Regions from separate parts of the Homo sapiens genome. Here region 2 is linked to region 1. Evidence: read pairs that join two places in POLR2A ChIA-PET (ENCODE). Cell type or tissue: GM12878. All regions are shown on one strand. Links, peaks and the distances in the headings refer to the core of each region. The heading gives the core; the rest is flanking DNA.

Evidence for each region. ChIA-PET counts read pairs that join two places held together with the same protein. Peaks named below come from ENCODE experiments on the same cell type or tissue, not always from the same donor. Only the 100,000 strongest peaks of a DNase experiment are listed, where the experiment ranks them.
Region 2: POLR2A ChIA-PET joins it to region 1 with 6 read pairs; 1 of 35 experiments calls an interaction of 5 or more read pairs at or near these places.

Annotation. Positions count from the first base shown.
Region 1 is chr17:70,297,268-70,302,272 of GRCh38, reverse strand. No RefSeq gene overlaps it. Among named protein-coding and RNA genes, the nearest start is that of KCNJ2, 130 kb to the right of the region's middle. RefSeq lists an enhancer at 2,882-2,991. In GM12878, for the core only: no CTCF peak of the experiment used is centred there; DNase peaks (open chromatin) are centred at 3,032 and 3,162; H3K27ac peaks cover 842 bases.
Region 2 is chr17:69,113,442-69,118,446 of GRCh38, reverse strand. ABCA6 (ATP binding cassette subfamily A member 6) reads left to right here. Exons shown (of 39, transcript NM_080284.3): 11 at 491-549; 12 at 2,961-3,071; 13 at 3,510-3,685; 14 at 4,710-4,829. Among named protein-coding and RNA genes, the nearest start is that of MIR4524A, 16 kb to the right of the region's middle. RefSeq lists an enhancer at 195-384. In GM12878, for the core only: no CTCF peak of the experiment used is centred there; DNase peaks (open chromatin) are centred at 1,755 and 2,346; H3K4me3 peaks cover 1,315 bases; H3K27ac peaks cover 2,500 bases.

The DNA of each region.
Region 1 (5,005 bases), core at 1,540-4,039:
AGTAAGAGATAATATTCCTAAATATGTGGGTACTTAATCCCAGAACTTCAAAATATATAAAGCAAACACAGGTAAAACTAAAAAAGGAGAAAGAGACAAATCCACAACTATAGTTGGAGACTTCACCACACCTCTCTCAGAAATTGATAGAGCAAGAATATAATAAATTAATAAGGAAAGAGAAGATCTAAACCACGCTATCAACCATCTTGACCTAATTGAGGTTTATAGAAAAGCACTGCACCCAGCAATAGTACAATGGACATTATTATTAAGAGCATACTATTTACCAAGGCAAAACATATTCTGTGCCTCAAAACAAAGCTTTAAAATGTACAAGAATTAAGACTATACAAAATATGTTCTCTGAACTACATGGGAATCAAGCTAGAAATAAATGAGAAAGATATTTGGAAAATACTAACATTTTGTATATTAAACTACCAAACTGTAATGATACATGGGTCAAAGAAGAAATCACAAGAAAATTTAGGAAACAGTTAGTTGAATGAAAATTGAACAAAATATCAACATTTGTGGGATGCAATCAAAGTGATACTTAGAAGGGTATTTACAGCAATAAATGCTTCTACTAAAACATAAAGATTCAAGTCAATGATCTAGGCTTACCTCTTAGAAACTGAAAAAAGAAGAGCAAATTAAACACAAAGTAAGCAGAAAAAAGAATACTAACATTAATAGAAAAAAAAATCAAAGAAAGAGAAAACACACAAGGAATAAAAAACAATAAAACCAAAAGCTGTTTGAAAAAAATCAAATGATACACCTCTATCCATACTGATCAAGAAGTATAATAATTTACAAATATGAGTGCTGAAAGACTGCATATTGCTACAGATCTTATTTTAAAATGTCGATAAGGTGACATTACAAAAAATGTTTGTGTCAAGAAATCTGATAACATATGAAATGAATGAAGCATTTGAATTATGCTACTATCAAATCTCACTCAAGAAGAAATTGTCCCCATTAAATAAATTAAATTTAAAATTTAAAATTTTCCCACACAGAAAGCTCTAGGCCCAGATGGTTACACTGGTAAATTTTAGCAAAACATTTAAGGAAATGCAATAGTAATCAGACCAATCATATAGACACACACACACACAAAAAAAAAAACAGGAAGAAACACTCTCCAACTTATTTTATGAGGCCAGCATTCCCCTGTTAAGAAAACCAATCAATGACATTATGAAAACAAAACATAAGCCAATGTTTTCCCTGAAGATAGAAATATTTTCATATATAATTTTAGCAAATTGAATCCACCAATAAATATAAAAAGATAACAGAACATACTGGCATTGATCTCAGGAATGCAAAGTTGGTTTAATATTAATGAGAGGAATCAGTGCACTAGACAGTGTAAGCAAAGTAAAAAGAAAAACTACATCGATACGTGCAAAATAATACTTAACAAAATTCAATGTCTACTTATTAAAAAACTTTCAGCAGACTAGAAACAGACTGAAATTCCTGAACTTAATTAAGGACATCTATGAAAAACCTACAAGGAACCTCATACTTAATGTGAATGACTGAATACAATCCTCCTACAATGGGGAAAAAGCCAGGGATGTTTACTCTGCCCATTTTTATTTAACATTGTACTGGAGGTTCTGTCACTGCAATAAAACAAAGAGGATAAGTAAAGGCAATAGATTGGAAAAGAAGAAGTAAACCACTTTGTTCACAGAACACATTATCATTTACATAGGAAAACAACAAAGAATTTACAAGAGAGCTACCAGGACTAAGAAGTGAGGTTAACAATGTTTAAGGATGAAAGATAATATGCTACATTTCTATATATCACCATAAACACTTAAAATGGAACCCAGAACAGCATCAACAATTACAATAGCCTCAAACTCAGGAAATAATTAAAAATAAGTTTGACAAGAGATGTGCAAGATTTAAATGCCAAAACTACAAAACATCGGTGCGAAGAGCTAATTGTTAAAAAGGTACATATATGAAAAAATAATCACATATTCATTGATCAGAAAGAAGTCTCTGTATGATTAAGATGCCATTTCTCCCCATTTCAATCTACAGATTGAACCTAATACTTTGAAAAGCCCTTCCAGGCTTCTTGTGACAATTGACAAGCTGATTCAAAAAAATCATGTGGAAATACAAACGACCTAGAATAAGCAAAACCATTTTGAAAAAAACATTTTAAAAAAAGTTGGAGGAAACCCAATGCCTATTTCAAGGCTTAGTATAAAGTTGCATAATTAGGACTTGGTGGTAGTAACACTGTAATAGACATACATGTTAATGGAACAGAATGATTATTTTGTTTTCAGATAAATTTGGTGTCCATTTCTTTTAGAAAAATAATTCACAGGCCGGGCACAGTGGGTCACACCTGTAATCCCAGCACTTTGGGAGGCTGAGGCGGGCGGATCACGAGGTCAGGAGATCGAGACCATCCTGGCTAACACGGTGAAACCCCGTCACTACTAAAAATATAAAAAATTAGCCGGGCGTCGTGGCGGGCTCCTGTAGTCCCAGCTACTCGGGAGGCTGAGGCAGGAGAGTGGCATGAACCCGGGAGGCGGAGCTTGCACTGAGCGGAGATCGCGCCACTGCACTGCAGCCTGGGCGATACAGCGAGACTCCATCTCAAATAATAATAATAATAATAATAATAATAATAATAATAATAATAATTTACTTCCAGTTAAGCCATTCATCCCAACTCTCTTCTGTACTCCTTTACACAGCTGACTTTCACAACAGCCCTCCTCCTGGGAGCGTCCTCCCTCCCGTCTCTACAGAAACTGCTTCCCTTTCAGGGGATTTCTGAAGCTTTTTTGCCAAACCCAATGACTACATTCTCTCAAAATGAATTTTCCCTTTTCTGAGAAAGTTGACAGAATTTGTCACCTCTTCCTTTTTGAAACTCTCATTTCAGCTTCTAATATCATGTTTTTCTGGTTTTTTTCCCCCCAAGGTTACGTGCTTAGCTCTCTATTTTGCAAGTTCTTTCAATTTGGTTTCTATATCTTTAGTCGTCACCTTCGTGAACCATTCTCAAATTCCCAAATGCAGCCTCAACTCGTTTAGCAAAATTCACTCCATAGTTTTGTCCTTCGAGTGTCTATGATAAAGTCTTCATATGGATAACCTGTCCTCTCTTTAAATGCTCCAAATATGCTTATCATTTTTATTTACATACACCCACACATTCTTAATTTCTCTCTCTATATTGCTGTCACTCTTACACTCTCTCGGCTAATATGATACAATTTCCTCAGCTTCAAAAATTGGAGGGGAATCACCATCTATTCCTGAATGAGTCAGTTGTCAATGGTGATCGAGACTTCTTGAACATTTCTCACCTTCATTTTATTCTCCTTCTTTTTTTTTTTGAGACGGAGTCTCACTCTGTCGCCCAGGCTGGAGTGCAGTGGTGCGATCTCCACTCACTGCAACCTCCAGCTCCTGGGTTCAAGCAATTCTCTGCCTCAGCCTGCTGAGTAGCTGGGATTACAGGTGCCCACCACCATGCCCAGCTAATTTTGTTTTTTTAGTAGAGACAAGGTTTCACCATCTTGACCAGGCTGTTCTTGAACTCCTGACCTCGTGATCCACCCGCCTTGGCCTCCCAAAGTGCTGGATTACAGACATGAGCCACCACGCCTGGCCTATTCCCTTTCTTATCAAGCTTCTAACTTGGCCATTTTCTTGCTCAGAGAACTTCAATTGCAATACTTTCACATTATTTTCCTTATTTTTTTGTGTCTCCAATTATGGCACTACTCAGTACACAAACATTTCATATTCCAGCCTCATTTGTGTAGATATTTACTCCTTAATTATTCCTGAGTTAAAAAAGATTTATTTTTATTGTTCTGCCACCTCTAGATGACTTAAAAAAAAATCTAGAGTAGGAAACAAACGTGAAAACAAGTAATGTATATAATGTAATATAGTAGGCAGTATAAAAGCAACTTTAATTTGGCAAGATAAGTGAGGGCTAATTGCCTCTTTATTAAAGGTAGTAAAAGATACCAAGAGGAGATGATATCTAATGTGGCCCTTAAGAGTTACAGGATGGGCTGGGCACGGTGGCTCATGCCTGTAATCCCAGCACTTTGGGAGGCCGAGGCAGGCAGATCACAAGGTCAGGAGTTTGAGGCCAGCCTGGCCAATATGGTGAAACCCCATCTCTACTAAAAATACAAAAATTAGCCGGGCGTGGTGGCAGGCTCCTGTAATCCCAGCTACTTGGGAGGCTGAGGCAGGAGAATCACTTAAACCCAGGAGGTGGAGGTTGCAGTAAGCCGAGATCATGCCACTGCACTTACAGGATGGATTGTAGTAAATGATAAAGAAGGGATTTGACCGGAGGAATAAAATGTTAACATGTGCAAAGTCCTCATGCCTGACAGCCCATGATGTATCGTGGCAAGATGGAGTTCAGAACTTCTAGTGGCCTTCTCTCATAACTGAGAAAGACCACATGCTGCCTGTGCTCCTAGGTTCATCAGCAAATCTTTTTCATCTTCTAATTCTAATTCATGCTGATCCCTACCTTCTTTTATAAAGTCTTATGAATGGCTTATTTCACCTTTTTTCAAGAATTTCGCTATGAACTATTTTGCATTAGCCACAGCCTATGCTATTTTGGTGGTAATATTGTGGGTGTTTCCTGTCCAGATTGTAAGAATCTGAGGATGAGAAATAGTGATTTACTTTTCTCCTTTCCCCTCCTTTTACTCCCTCCTTCTGTCTGCCTCACTGCCATGCACATAAAAACTCCCTGCAATTATTATGGATTTGGCTTTCTATACTTGGGAAGTAGAAGTAACATAGACGTTATTAACTTCAGTGGTCTTCAACCCTAGTTACTCCTTAGAATCACTTGGGTAGATTTAACATATAATGATTTATGTAATGTCTGAATCCCATCCTCTTTTCAATTAAATCCGAGCTCTTGAGCGAGAAGCTGAGCATTGATGCATCTGTATCT
Region 2 (5,005 bases), core at 1,043-3,542, 1.2 Mb after region 1:
GTACAATACAGGGAGGAGAGAAATTAAATTGTGTCCAAAGTAGAGGTGAGTTCAAAGAGGAACTATTAGAGAGAACACTATAAAAGATGCAGGTGACAGAGTGTCTGACTCATAAACTAATAAGCAAGACTTGGAGACGATGCAGGATGCCAGTTCAAGACCCTAGGTAAATGAGCTGATCTTGAACAGGGGGAAGAACCAACTGTTCTAAAGCTAGAGGAAGAAAGTGAGGATAATTACACAGCATTCTACTTTTCTAGGCAAAATACTAGTAGTTTAATTGTAACTTGAGAGAGACTCCTCTATTTTCTACCTCAGGGGAAATAAGTAATCAAAAATAGGGTTTTTTCTTTCTGAATAGACTGTTTATGCCATCCCTTATTTCACATAAAGTGGTTGGCTGCAGTTATCACTATGACTAGGGCTATAAATGGCCCGTGCTATTTTCACTTCTGTGTTGGCTAAGTAAGCACCCTTTTTGTTATTTCAGAATCAGAAATGTTAAGAAGGAATATAAAGGAAAATCTGGAAAAGTGGAAGCATTGAAAGGTAAAGAAAAACATTGAAAAATTTCATTCTTTCACTTCTTTCTTTATTATAAAAAAGGGAAACATTCAATGTGAAAAAATTTGAAATATGTAGATAAGCAAAAGAAAAAAGAATATAAATAACGCTATCACTTGGACATTAATCATGATTAAGAATATGCTGTAAAATTCTTCCAGATATTTCATGAATCTATTAATTTATAACAGTGGTATCATACAATGAAAGATGTAATTTCTCTTTGTTTTTAAAGATTAATCTGCTATGAACAATATTTTATATATTGTCACTGTGAGGAAAGAACATCTAGACTGAAATCTGATAAAGGTTTTATACTAGCCGGTGAATTTACATAGTTTATATGTACTGGTGAGGTTAACTAAAGCAAGATGAGTAAAACCATTGACTATGAATTAAATTTCACAAGTCAATATCCTATAACAAACCTAAGTTATAATTTGAAATGAAAAAACACATTTTGATACAAAATATTCTAACATACAGTTTTCTATAACAGACATTTAAGCAAACATCAAAGTGAGTAGCTAGATTTCATGGAGGACTATTTACTTTTATTAAAAATAATTTTTAGGAGGGATAAAAATGATTTTTATAAAAGACAGAAGCCTTAAAAGCTGAAAAAGAAGAGCCATGAACCTTCCAGAAGTGTAGAGTTCTCCGACCATTGTGTTTATATTGCGTGTATTTTCTAATAAATACAGCATCCTCTAATTCAGTCTTATTCATTGCTTTTAGATTAGGTCTTTGAGAATTTAATGTATTTGTATGAGCAATTTTATTCTCTCTCTAGGTTTCTCTCATCAAATACCATCTAGAGCTGTGATTTCTTTCTTTAATGTTAGCTCAGGAGATACTGAAATAATTTTAAATTGATTACTTAAAGTTTTGGAGCACATTTTGAACTACCTTTGTACTCATCAAGTCATGAACTTCTTTTTGTCTAAACAAAAAACTTCTTTAAGAATTTTGTTCATTTTAAAAATAGCAGCACCTTAAAAAATTAAAAGCATTGGACATCAACACATTAAAAATATGATTATGAATTCAAACCAAGTATAGCTGCTCTTTGGGAAATCAGGGAAGAAGTTGCAATCCCTTAGCCTCCTCTTCCTTCCTCATGGAGTTAGTTTCTGGAGCACATCTGCAACACCTTTGGGACACACTTTTGAAATCTTTTATCTATGGCCTACTTTTCAGAAGCTAAGTACCATTCCATTATATGGATACCACGACTAACTTATTAACACACCAATGTATGAGATTCAATTTGTTTCCAATTTTTAGTGTAATAAAAAATACTAGAATGAACAGCCTTGTTCAATCTTTGTAAATGTCATAAATTGTTTCTTGAATATAAATTTCTAGAAGCAGAATTATTCAAAGGAAGCATACTTTCAAGATTCTTGATTCATATTTCAAATTATTTCCCTCTAAAATCATAAAAAGTCATACTCCCACAAGCAATACATAATGAATAATAATGACAACGACAACAATAGCAATAAACACTTAGATTTCATTGAGGATTTGGTGTGTGCGGGAAACTATGCTAAGTGATTTACATGTACCATTTTACATTTAGGCCTGTGAAAGACATGTTAATATATCTCTCACTTTGCAGATGACGAAACTGAGGCTTCTATTTAATTTTTCCAGTTACTGTGGGTCAGTCCCAACAGCCAGTATCACTTCCCTCTTACCCTGGAAAACACCGTATACTTTGCATTTAAAAATTACAGGCCAGGCATGGTGGCTCACATCTGTAAATCCCGAAGTGGGTGTATTGCTTAAACTCAGGAGTTTGAAACCAGCCTGGGCAACATGGCAAAACCCTGTCTCTACTAAAAATACAAAAATTAGCCAAGTGTGGTGGCGTGGGCCAATAGTCTCAGCTACAGGGAGCTGACGTGGGAGAATTGCTTAAGCGTGGGAGATTGAGGCTGCAGTGAGCTGTGATTGCTCCACTGCACTCCAGTCTAGGTGGCAGAATGAGATCCTGTAACAAAAAAAAAAAATTACAAACATAAAATTTGTTAATGTATTTGTTTAGTTGTCCCAATATTATTTATTAAATAAACCATCTTTCTAATACATTTGAAAGGTCATTTTATTAATCTTTATTTTTATATTTTCTTTGGTCCATATTAGACTTCTGTTCTGTTCCATTGGTCACTATATCCTGCACCAGTAACATATTATTTTAATTATTATAGTTCTGTCACATATTATTTTGGCAATTAGGAAAATATTGATCATTGTGTATTTTAAAGTATTGAAATGCTGAGAAATATGCCACTAAACTAAATAGCCTTGTTCTATGTTGGGACCAGGCCTGTCTAATGCCTTTCTGTTTATACTGTTAATAATTTGTTAACAATTTGTTCTAAAAATAGGCTTGCTCTTTGACATATATGAAGGTCAAATCACGGCAATCCTGGGTCACAGTGGAGCTGGCAAATCTTCACTGCTAAATATTCTTAATGGATTGTCTGTTCCAACAGAAGGTGAGTAAAAAGAAATTTCTCAAAGGCAAGATGTCTTATAATAGAATGAGGTCAAGCATATGCCTCTCATTTTAAATTTTAAATTTGATGGCTTAAGAGAAATAATGTTTATCTAAAGTTGTTTCCAAGAGCTACATAATTTTGAATATACTTCATATTTCTGCAATTTTATAAAAATTATTATCTTTATTCCATTGTGTGATATTTCAGGGTAGATGTGCAGTTCTATAAGCATATGTTTGTAACAAGAATAATTAGTAGTTCACAAATTGTGTTCACATATATGCAGTTCTATAAGCATATATTTATGTCAAGAATAGTAGTTCACAAATCATTTTAGACATTTGTGAACATATGCCAATATTTTCTTAAATGAGATCTATGAATATTAATAGAATGTATTATCTTGCCAATTTTATTTTTAACTTCTATTCTTAGGATCAGTTACCATCTATAATAAAAATCTCTCTGAAATGCAAGACTTGGAGGAAATCAGAAAGATAACTGGCGTCTGTCCTCAATTCAATGTTCAATTTGACATACTCACCGTGAAGGAAAACCTCAGCCTGTTTGCTAAAATAAAAGGGATTCATCTAAAGGAAGTGGAACAAGAGGTAGGAGGGCATGCTTGGATTAACTGACCTGCCAACCACTTACCAAATTAAATCATGACCACAGAATTCTCTTCAATGATTTATTTGCCCTGTTATGAATAAAATTTAGGCAAAGAGGTCCCATAACAAATATCGACTGCTTTAATGAGTGGTTAAAATTGCATAATATGAATCATTTTGGATTTTATTTTTATTTTTTATTATACTTTAAGTTAGGGTACATGTGCACAACGTGCAGGTTAGTTACATATGTATACATGTGCCATGTTGGTGTGCTGCACCCAGTAACTCGTCATTTAACATTAGGTATATCTCCTAATGCTATCCCTCTCCCCTCCCCCCACCCCACAACAGGCCCCCATGTGTGATGTTCCCCTTCCTGTGTCCATGTGTTCTCATTGTTCAATTCCCACCTATGAGTGAGAACATGCGGTGTTTGGTTTTTTGTCCTTGCGATAGTTTGCTGAGAATGATGGTTTCCAGCTTCATCCATGTCCCTACAAAGGACATGAACTCATCATTTTTTATGGGCTGCATAGTATTCCATGGTATATATGTGCCACATTTTCTTAATCCAGTCTATCATTGTTGGACATTTGGGTTGTTTTCAAGTGTTGCTATTGTGAATAGTGCCACAATAAACATACGTGTGCATGTGTCTTTATAGCAGCATGATTTATAATCCTTTGGGTATATACCCAGTAATGGGATGGCTGGGTCAAATGGTATTTCTAGTTCTAGATCCCTGAGGAGTTGCCACACTGACTTGCACAATGGTTGAACTAGTTTACAGTCCCACCAACAGTGTAAAAATGTTCCTATTTCTCCACATCCTCTCCAGCACCTGTTGTTTCCTGACTTTTTAATGATCGCCATACTAACTGGTGTGAGGTGATATCTCATTGTGGTTTTGATTTGCATTTCTCTGATGGCCAGTGATGATGAGCATTTTTTCATGTGTCTTTTGGCTGCATAAATGTCTTCTTCATTTTGGATTTTAAAAGTTGCGTATTTTCTCATATAGGTACAACGAATATTATTGGAATTGGACATGCAAAACATTCAAGATAACCTTGCTAAACATTTAAGTGAAGGACAGAAAAGAAAGCTGACTTTTGGGATTACCATTTTAGGAGATCCTCAAGTAAGTGAGATTATGCATGGGGAAGGAAGCAGGTCGAATGTCTGCAAAATGTCAAGTTCTTTTACCACTAAAAGTGGTAGAGCTTTCATTGTAATGCATCAAGAGAGAACCTGCTATGTTTAACTATAAATAGAAGTATATTGGAGAAAAATGGCTGGATGGTTATTATTTTATGG